Regions from separate parts of the Homo sapiens genome. Here all the other regions are linked to region 3. The links are chromatin contacts, found by Hi-C or POLR2A ChIA-PET in ENCODE. All regions are on one chromosome and are shown on one strand. Each heading gives the region's core, a stretch centred on a gene start or an enhancer-like site at or near the end of the contact. The rest is flanking DNA. Distances are from core to core; before and after follow the strand shown.

Region 1 (2,700 bases), core at 160-2,659, 1.1 Mb before region 3:
AAAAGGAACACACCTCAAAAAACTAATCTCTTCAAGGAAGGAAGGTAATTTGCATAGAGTTTCCTTGGGCTGGCTGTGTTTTTTTTTTTTTTTTTTTTTTTTTTTTTGCCTCTAAAAGCTCTCTATTCTAAATTGAATGGGCTGAGGTAGCCAAGTTTTATCTAACGCTTTCCTAAGGATGGAGGTGGGGTCAGAAAGCCCCAGAGCCCGGGTAATTTCTCAATATAGCTGGTTGGGGAAAGGAGTGCGCGCACGTTTGTGTTTTTGAAGAGTTAGTGCAACTCTAAACTGCACACCACGAAACCTGGAAATCTGGAAAGGCGCACAAAACACGAACTGAGATTCCAACTTTAGCAAGAACCTAAAATGTTAAAGAAAAATTCCTTTCTCCCCACCCACGAGTCATAACATTAAGGAAAACTGGCTCAAACTTTCTAGTATGAACAACAGGCCTAAAGTAAGAAGACCAGAAGCGAAAGGTAGGGCTCGCCCTCTCCCTAACAGTCCTTCACGACTCAGGTCACACACAGAGGATGCCCACCTCCGGCCCCGCCGACCCGGCTCCAAAAAGGCGGCTGTGAGCTTCCCTGAGCTCGGCGGGCCTTCCCCGACCCCGGGCTCCGCCTCGGTGGCAGAGCTCCTGAGGCCTTCACATGGCGCAAAGTCCACGCCCACCGGGCCCGGCTGGGGCCTCGGGCTCGCGGGGCCTGCTCTCTCCGGGGACCAAAGGCTTTCGGCGGGTGGTAGGCCGGACGGCAGACTGGCGCCCCAAAGCCCCGGGGCGCCGCGCCGGCGGAGTGGGCCGGAAGACCTGGCCAGGCCCAGACGTCCGTTCTAAGGGAGCCAATCGGGCGGGCCGGGGCCTGCATGACACAGCACGATCCGGCCCAGGCTCCGACCCGGACCCAACGCAAGCCCCGCCTAGGGGGCGCGCGGGTGCGCAGCTGGCCCCAGCCGGGCCTGCCGGGTCCACGGCCCCTCACTCGCCCCCTAGCTTCCCTTCCCTCTTTCCTGGTCTCCACCTCTCTGACGCGCCCACGGCCAGGCCCCGCCGGGCCTACCCTGCGCGGCTGGTCCCGGTGCGCGCCGCCGCAGCAAGCGAACGGCGCGCGCACACTCACTCGGCTCCAGAAGCCATGGCGCGCGCCTCTCCCGGCCGGCGGCTGTGGCGGCCCGCGGGTAACGGCTACGAGCGGTGGCAAGCGACCGACTGGGCCGGGGCTCGGCTCTTCCAGGCGGTGGGCGAGCAGCGGCGACAAACCCGCAAGCGGCTTCCCTCTCGCTTCCTCCCACCGGCAGCGAGGCGTCGGGCGAACAACGCTGGCTCCTGATCCGCGAGGTGGCAGTGGCAGTGGCAGCGGCAGCGGCAGCGACGACTCAAACGACGGTCGCAGACGCTTCGCTGAGACTGAGCCGAGAAGAGCCGAATCATCGGAAGGGAAGCTGCTCCCACCTCAGCCAATCAGCGCCTGCCCTGCGGACTCTCGCCCGCCTCTCCGCGCCTCTCCCCAGCAACCCGCAGATCACAGCCAATCAGGAAATTCGCTTGCGGCCTGGCTCCCGCCTCAGTGATGCGACACGCCTAGTAACGCCACGTCAATTGGCCGCAACGCTACGCTTCCTCGACGGATTGGAATTCTCAGCCAATCAACGAAAGGAATAGGGCGAGATCGATTAGTGAAAGGAGACCCTTTAATCCCTTAGAGGCGGACTCTCCCACTTGGCTCCAGTTCATTGGCTCCGGAGTTTATCCTCCTGGAAGAACGTGGCACAATAGACTGAACCCTTGTATTAGTCTAGTCCTATTGTGGTAACCCATACACCCATCTTCTCCCAAAACCTGGAGATCTTCTAAGACGCCATCACCACCCTGACACTTCTTGCTCCTTCTCAACGCTGCCTCCAACCACCCCTACTCTGAACTTTCTGACTAGCACCCCACTCCTACCCCATTGTCACTGCACCCTCTGGTAACCCCAATCCCACAGCCTTTGCAGTTTCTCAGCGCTTGTGCCTTTCTTCCTCCCGTCATTAATATTAATACCTTATAATAAGGCACTCAAATCCAGAGAAGTCAAAGGGCAACCACAGAACACACAGCCAATTCAGTAGAACCCAAATTAGCAAGAAAACTGCATATGCTGGGACTTGAAAATCCTTGGGCCCCAAATAACAGGGGTCCCTGTTAGTAGTCAACAGGCAGCTGTTGGTGATATGCTGACTCAATTCACCTTTCACCCTGTACCCACACAGACACATTTGACTAAGACGAGTCGAATTTCTAGAATTTGGAATTAGGAAGGGAGTGAAGAGTTACTCTGAGAGAAACCTGCCTGTCTCTAAGTAACAGGTACCTGCCCTTGTCCTGAGAGGCCTATCTAGACCACCCTTCAGACCCAACTCCACTCATTGTCACTGTCCTGGGCTTTGGGGCTCTGCATTCAGGCAATGTGAAGGACTAAAGCCACTGCCTCCAAAGTGAGGATTCCTGTAGCCCTTTCCTCATACCCAGACTTCAAGTTCATAAGGTAGACGATGTCAGGAAAGGGCATCATAGACAACTAGCACTCAACTAGACGGTCACAAGCCTTCCCACGCAAGTATATGTAGTAGGCAGACGAGATAAATATGAAATTTTACTCGACAACAGAAAAGGAGAAACAGGAAAAAAGGTGCCTCGAGCAAAGTCAATGACTTGGT
Region 2 (2,700 bases), core at 189-2,688, 1.2 Mb before region 3:
CCTCCTTTCCTCTGCCCTCCTTACTCCCACCCTATGGCTCATCTGCCCCATGCCCCTCCCCTCCTCATCCCCCTCACCCCATCTCACCATCCTCTCACCACCCCCTCTCCCTACCTCCCCCCCTCAACCCCATTTCCTCAAATTCCTCATGCTCATTTCCCCACATTCATCACCCATCTCTGCTCCCCTCCTGGCCCCCAACCCCACTTCCTTTCCATCCTCCTTTCACCCCAAGTCTCTTTCTTCCTTCACACCTCATGCCCCTTTACCCTTGGGAGCCCCATAGTGACTCCTGGCATGAAGGTAGGTAGTGAAGAATCTACAGACATGACTCCAGGACCCTGGCACCCCCCCCCCGCCTTGCTCTGCTCTTGGCCCAGGTACTCAAGCTGCAGTTTCTAGCAAGACCTCATGGGTGTCCAAACTCTGTCTCTGGAAAATAGGAAAGAAAGAAGTAAAGGGGAGCTTCCGGCCTGACCCTTCTATCATCATCAACCCCCCAGCACTCCCCTCCCCCACTTCACCCCCAAATTACTCCCTCCCCACCCCCGCTCCCTCGAGCACAGATGGGCCTGGGAGACAGTGACGTGGGCGCCAGGCACCGTGTCTGCTGGAGTGGCGGCTTCCGCTGGCGACCGCCTCCGCAGCCCCGCCTGCTCCCTGCATCGGGGACACTGGGGCTGAGATCTAATGACTTAATGGGGGGTGGGGGAGACTAGAGATTCTGAGGGTGTTAAGGAAGGGGATCTTGGGGAGTGAGATGAAAGATGAAAGGGGAGAGCTAGGATAGGAGATCGGGGTGTAAAGAAAGAACCAAGAATAAGACAAAAGGGATCACTGCGGGAAGGAAGACAGGAGATCATCTAGGGCCAAGAAGGAAAGGGCTAAAACACAGGCACTCCAGGGGGAAGCAGGATGAGAGACTGATTAGAAGAGGGACTGAAATGGAGACCGCGGGGTCGCTGAAGAGGGGCGCGAGGATGAGGGGCTGTACAGAGGGTGGGCGGGGGAGATTCCTGGAGGCACCGGCCTGGGCAGAGCCATCCGTTTCCCTCGGGGGAGAGGTCCGGGGGGCTCTGAAACCCGGCATCCGTGGGGTCTGTTAGAGATTCCGTTAGGTCACATCAGGCCACCGCGGGGTCAGGATAAGGTAAAGCTAAATGAGGTCAGCTTGAGGTGGTTACACCGTTGGCTGAAAGGCGAGTAAGAAGTGCTGACCTTTTGGCCCCGGTCCAGGGACTACACCTCCCAGAGTGCACTGTTCTCTCCCTCTTGCCCCCCAATGAAGAAAGGAAAGAATGCACGGCCGCACGGCCAACTGGTGGGTACAGTTTTCCTTTAAGGCTGCCTTTGACGTCGCAAGGGTTCCAGAAGGTTCTCCTGGGATTCGAGCAGTGGCCAGTACGTCCCACCTTCTCAACCCGGAGATTGGACTAATATAGTTTGCCCCCGGGCTCGGGTCTGAGTCTCAGGCACGAACCAATAAAATCAAAGGGCGAGCGAGGTTGCCGCCCTCTGTCTTTTTCACCAATGGCACGACAAGATGGCAAAGAGGCGTGGTTGAGTGATCCCAGAGGGCGCCAATCAGATCCACACCAATCACTGCCTGGAATGTGTGCGCGTGTGGCCGGGTGACAGGGGCGGAGGATGGGCGGCTATCACCAAGCCGCTTGTTGAAAACTGCCCAATCACAGTGGAGGCTGAGCTGAGTGACAGGAAGACGGTTCAATGGGCGGCGCGGAGGCGGAGCCGTGGGGGCGGGCTCCCGGTCCCGCTATCGGCGGCCGGCGGGCAGGCGACTCCTGTCCCGGGTGGAGGCGGCGGAGCCGGAGCCGGGGGAGGGGGCAGCGGCTGTCTCACGGACCACGGCGGCGCCCGCAGCTCCTCACCGGTGAGGGCGCCAAGCCAGGACTCGGGGGTCCCGGGAGCGGGGCGTCGTGAAGCCAGGGCTCCTGGTGTTGGGGGGTTGGGACACTGAGGGCCCGTAGGCTCTGCTGCCTTGGGGATGCGGGGCCCCGGGGTCTGCAGGGTGCTCGGAGTCCTAGACCAGGGCTTGGCTGTCACAGGGGGCAGCCAGCGTCTGAGTCGGGGAGGGGAGGGGAGGGGAGGGTCGAGTCGGACCGGACCAGATTGGGTTCTGTGGGGCGGAGGCATCTGTGAGCAGACCAGCCAGCCAGCGCGGGTGACATCACCGACCACCCTCCCCCGCCCGAGCCCCCTCCCCTCCTCTCCTCGCCGCGCCTTTTGTCCCGGCCGAGCTCCGCTCTGCCCCGCCCATCTGCGAGGGAGGAGACTCCCGTCAGTGACTTCATTGAGTAGGTTCTTGGGGATTGGGGTCGGGTCCTCCCCAGTGAGAGGCGACAGGAGCTCACTGCCTCTCGGGCCCTCACAATCACACCTGTCACAGGTATACACGCTGCCACTCACAAACACACGCTTGCACTCCCAGCCTCACTGACACGCTGCCATACAGCCGCTCACAGCCAGCCAGACACTGCTGCACCTGAGAGCAGGTGGCCGCGGGTCTTCTCCCTTCACTCTCCACATTTGGGGATCAGGTCCGGCACCTGCTGCGCCAGACAGGCCTTGCTGGGCACGCGCCTCTGAGAGTCCAAGGAGGTGGCTTCCAGAGCTGCAGCACTTCAGGCCGGCTCCGGTGGAGCGATCAGAGGTGAGGGGCTTGGCTGGGCATGTTTAAGC
Region 3 (2,700 bases), core at 63-2,562:
TTTAACTTTCTTAAATGTTTTTCTTCAACACTTTCCTATGGTTCATACTTTAAATGACTTTAAAATTATGCTTTAAGTAAATATATGCTTTAAATAATTTTTATTTGCTTCATTTTTCCTTCATAGCTATCCCTTTTTTTTTGTCATCAAAGATATGTGCGTTTTTTATAAAAACACTTTCTTGTCCCCTGCTGACTACCTCTGGAAGCTTCTTGTTGACCTCTGGTTTTTTGGTTTCTTTTTTTGGCTTTTCATTTCTTAGGGTGGTGGTGGTGGTAGTGAAGGAGAGGGGTCTTCTGGTGGCCCCTGCATAAGCACTCCCCCTCAACATGAGCATGATTAACTGGAACCACTGTTATTTCTGTGGTGTAGACAAAATGAGCCATGTAGCTATTAACATCTCCCTGATTTAAAAAGAAACACGGAACTTTCTTTTTCCTGCTGTCCTTAGGGAGGAAAGGTGTAAATATAAGAGACTGTAGCTAGTATCTTGGAAGTCCCCAGGAGACAGGCGTTTCCTCTTGGTCACTGACTCTCTGGGTCACTGACGCTCCTTGAACAGCAGGGCCACCGTGTCTCCCTTTGAAGCAAGTGATCCTTAAGGAATTTTCCAGGTTTAGTAACTTCTGTCTAGCTCCGAAAAGACGTAATGGCTGCAAAAGTGCTTCGTTGAAGAAGATAAGATATATTCATTTTTAAATAAAAATACTTATGGGCGAGAAAAATCGGAGTGGACTGAATCAATTACAGTAAATCTATGGGCTCTAAGGGAGCAAATAATCCAGGCTGGCTGAAAGAATTAAATATTTTAAATTTATAAAGCCAGGGACCCTCAAATCCATAAAAGGATTCAATCTTCTTCTTCTTTTTTTTTAGGATTCAATCTTCTAATAATCCCGGGAGGGGGCGCAAGAGCAGGATTCTTGTTTCTATTTTACGAATGAGGAAACTGAGGTTCAGAAAGCCTAAGTGGCATGCCTCTTCAGTAATCGGCCAATCGTCGCTGCCCTAACTTCACCTCACCTCCCAGTGCAGCACTAGAGTCCCCTCAGGGGTGGCCGTCCCTGGTCAGTCCAGCTCCAGCAGACGGGGTGGGTAGGACGCTCCCTATCAGGCAGCACTTCCGCCTCCCGGGGCCCGCGCAGCTCACCTCCCTCACCTCCCGCCCTACCCCAGTCACGAGTTGTTTTAGGGGGACCGCCCCTCCACTTGCTGATTGGGTAGCTCCTGAACCATTGTTGTCCTCTGATTGGTTGTTCCCTTTTCGGCTCTGCAACACCGCCTAGACCGACCGGATACACGGGTAGGGCTTCCGCTTTACCCGTCTCCCTCCTGGCGCTTGTCCTCCTCTCCCAGTCGGCACCACAGCGGTGGCTGCCGGGCGTGGTGTCGGTGGGTCGGTTGGTTTTTGTCTCACCGTTGGTGTCCGTGCCGTTCAGTTGCCCGCCATGGCTGAGCTGGATCCGTTCGGCGCCCCTGCCGGCGCCCCTGGCGGTCCCGCGCTGGGGAACGGAGTGGCCGGCGCCGGCGAAGAAGACCCGGCTGCGGCCTTCTTGGCGCAGCAAGAGAGCGAGATTGCGGGCATCGAGAACGACGAGGCCTTCGCCATCCTGGACGGCGGCGCCCCCGGGCCCCAGCCGCACGGCGAGCCGCCGGGGGGTCCGGGTGAGAGTGCGGGCGCGTTTGGGGCGAGAGGACTTGTCTGGAAACTCGGTCCACAGTGGGTCCGAGAGCTTCTGTGTGACTCGTGCTCCTTGCTGAATTAGGAGGTTAGGGAGCAGTGCAAACAGGAAACGAGACCCTGGCCCGGTCTTTCAGAAACCTAGGCTCGAGAAGCCTGTTCGGTTCTCAGCATGTTTGAGTGCTTCTGGGCGCGGGCGGAGCGAGAAAGCAAGTGTAGGGTGGCAGGCTCCGGAGCCGGAAGAAGCCCGTTCAATTCAGCAACTTTTCATTAAGCATTTGCTGTGCCTTTAGTCCGGTCTCTGAAGCAACCGCATTGGCGCAGTTTTTCCAGACTTATAAGCTTATAAGTCTGAGCCGAGCACAGAACTCGTTATTAGAAAAGGAGGGCGGAAAAAAATAAGAATGGAAATATCGTTTTTGAGAGATACAAACAAAAGTAGCAATGCAGTTCAGCATTTAAGCACTTAAGGTGTACAGAGTGTTGGATTACGAGGAGGAAGGAGGGAGTAGGGAACTCGAAAGATGATCTAGGTCTGGAGAAAGAACTGCCAAGCGCGGTAGGAGTTTGCTATCGTTGAGCGATTGATTTACAGCTAGGACTTCTGGAGCTCTTCCTCTGGGAACAGCTTTGGTAGGCAATATTGCCTAAGCAGAACCCAAGATTAGCCTAAACCAATCAGGGAGGGATGAAGAGGTGAATAGAGAATGTTCTCAGCCAAACTCAAGTAAAAATGGGGCAGGTAGGATGGCAGTTTGACCTTTGGATGCCTTAACCTGTGTGTGATGCTTAGGATCATGAGTGGAAAAGACCTACTTAATAATACAAAGAAGTAGGAAATTTAGCTAGAAGAAATGAAATACGGCTTTTCATTCACTTAAAAAATTCCAACTAAGGGAGAATAGGGCACTACTGGGGCATATAGGAGTAGTGTCTACCCTAAATTCAAACCTTAAGGAGCCAGGTAGGTAACATATACGAGAGAAGCTGGCTTGACATGAGACAGTAGAAGTGTTGGA

What was found. A loop is a pair of places that touch in the nucleus more often than their neighbours do. ChIA-PET counts read pairs that join two places held with the same protein, here RNA polymerase II (POLR2A). Pooled maps may share reads with other maps.
Region 1: a loop to region 3 is called in a pooled map, with 16 times the contacts of the local background. The contact joins the promoter of VCP here to the promoter of CLTA in region 3. A Hi-C loop is called at or near these places in 1 of 37 single-sample maps with no recorded cell type and 10 of 50 pooled maps. POLR2A ChIA-PET finds 5 or more read pairs at or near these places in 1 of 52 experiments (B cell).
Region 2: a loop to region 3 is called in a map of CD8-positive, alpha-beta T cell, with 14 times the contacts of the local background. The contact joins the promoter of DNAJB5-DT here to the promoter of CLTA in region 3. A Hi-C loop is called at or near these places in 2 of 168 maps with a recorded cell type or tissue (CD8-positive, alpha-beta T cell and gastrocnemius medialis), 1 of 37 single-sample maps with no recorded cell type and 8 of 50 pooled maps. POLR2A ChIA-PET finds 5 or more read pairs at or near these places in 1 of 52 experiments (T-cell).

Annotation. Positions count from the first base shown.
Region 1 is chr9:35,071,216-35,073,915 of GRCh38, forward strand. It overlaps VCP (valosin containing protein), which reads right to left and starts at 1,410. Exons shown (of 17, transcript NM_007126.5): 1 at 1,122-1,410. The coding sequence starts at 1,138. FANCG (FA complementation group G) reads right to left here. Exons shown (of 14, transcript NM_004629.2): 14 at 2,624-2,700. RefSeq lists a silencer at 488-1,117 and enhancers at 1,518-1,567, 1,768-1,907, 1,928-1,977.
Region 2 is chr9:34,987,941-34,990,640 of GRCh38, forward strand. It overlaps DNAJB5-DT (DNAJB5 divergent transcript), which reads right to left and starts at 1,439. Exons shown (of 2, transcript NR_109756.1): 1 at 1,219-1,439. DNAJB5 (DnaJ heat shock protein family (Hsp40) member B5) reads left to right here and starts at 1,805. Exons shown (of 5, transcript NM_001349723.3): 1 at 1,805-1,891; 2 at 2,559-2,700. The coding sequence starts at 2,691. RefSeq lists enhancers at 1,226-1,435, 1,990-2,700 and silencers at 1,546-2,045, 1,560-1,708.
Region 3 is chr9:36,189,609-36,192,308 of GRCh38, forward strand. CLTA (clathrin light chain A) reads left to right here and starts at 1,313. Exons shown (of 5, transcript NM_001833.4): 1 at 1,313-1,665. The coding sequence starts at 1,449. RefSeq lists enhancers at 948-1,573, 1,289-1,508.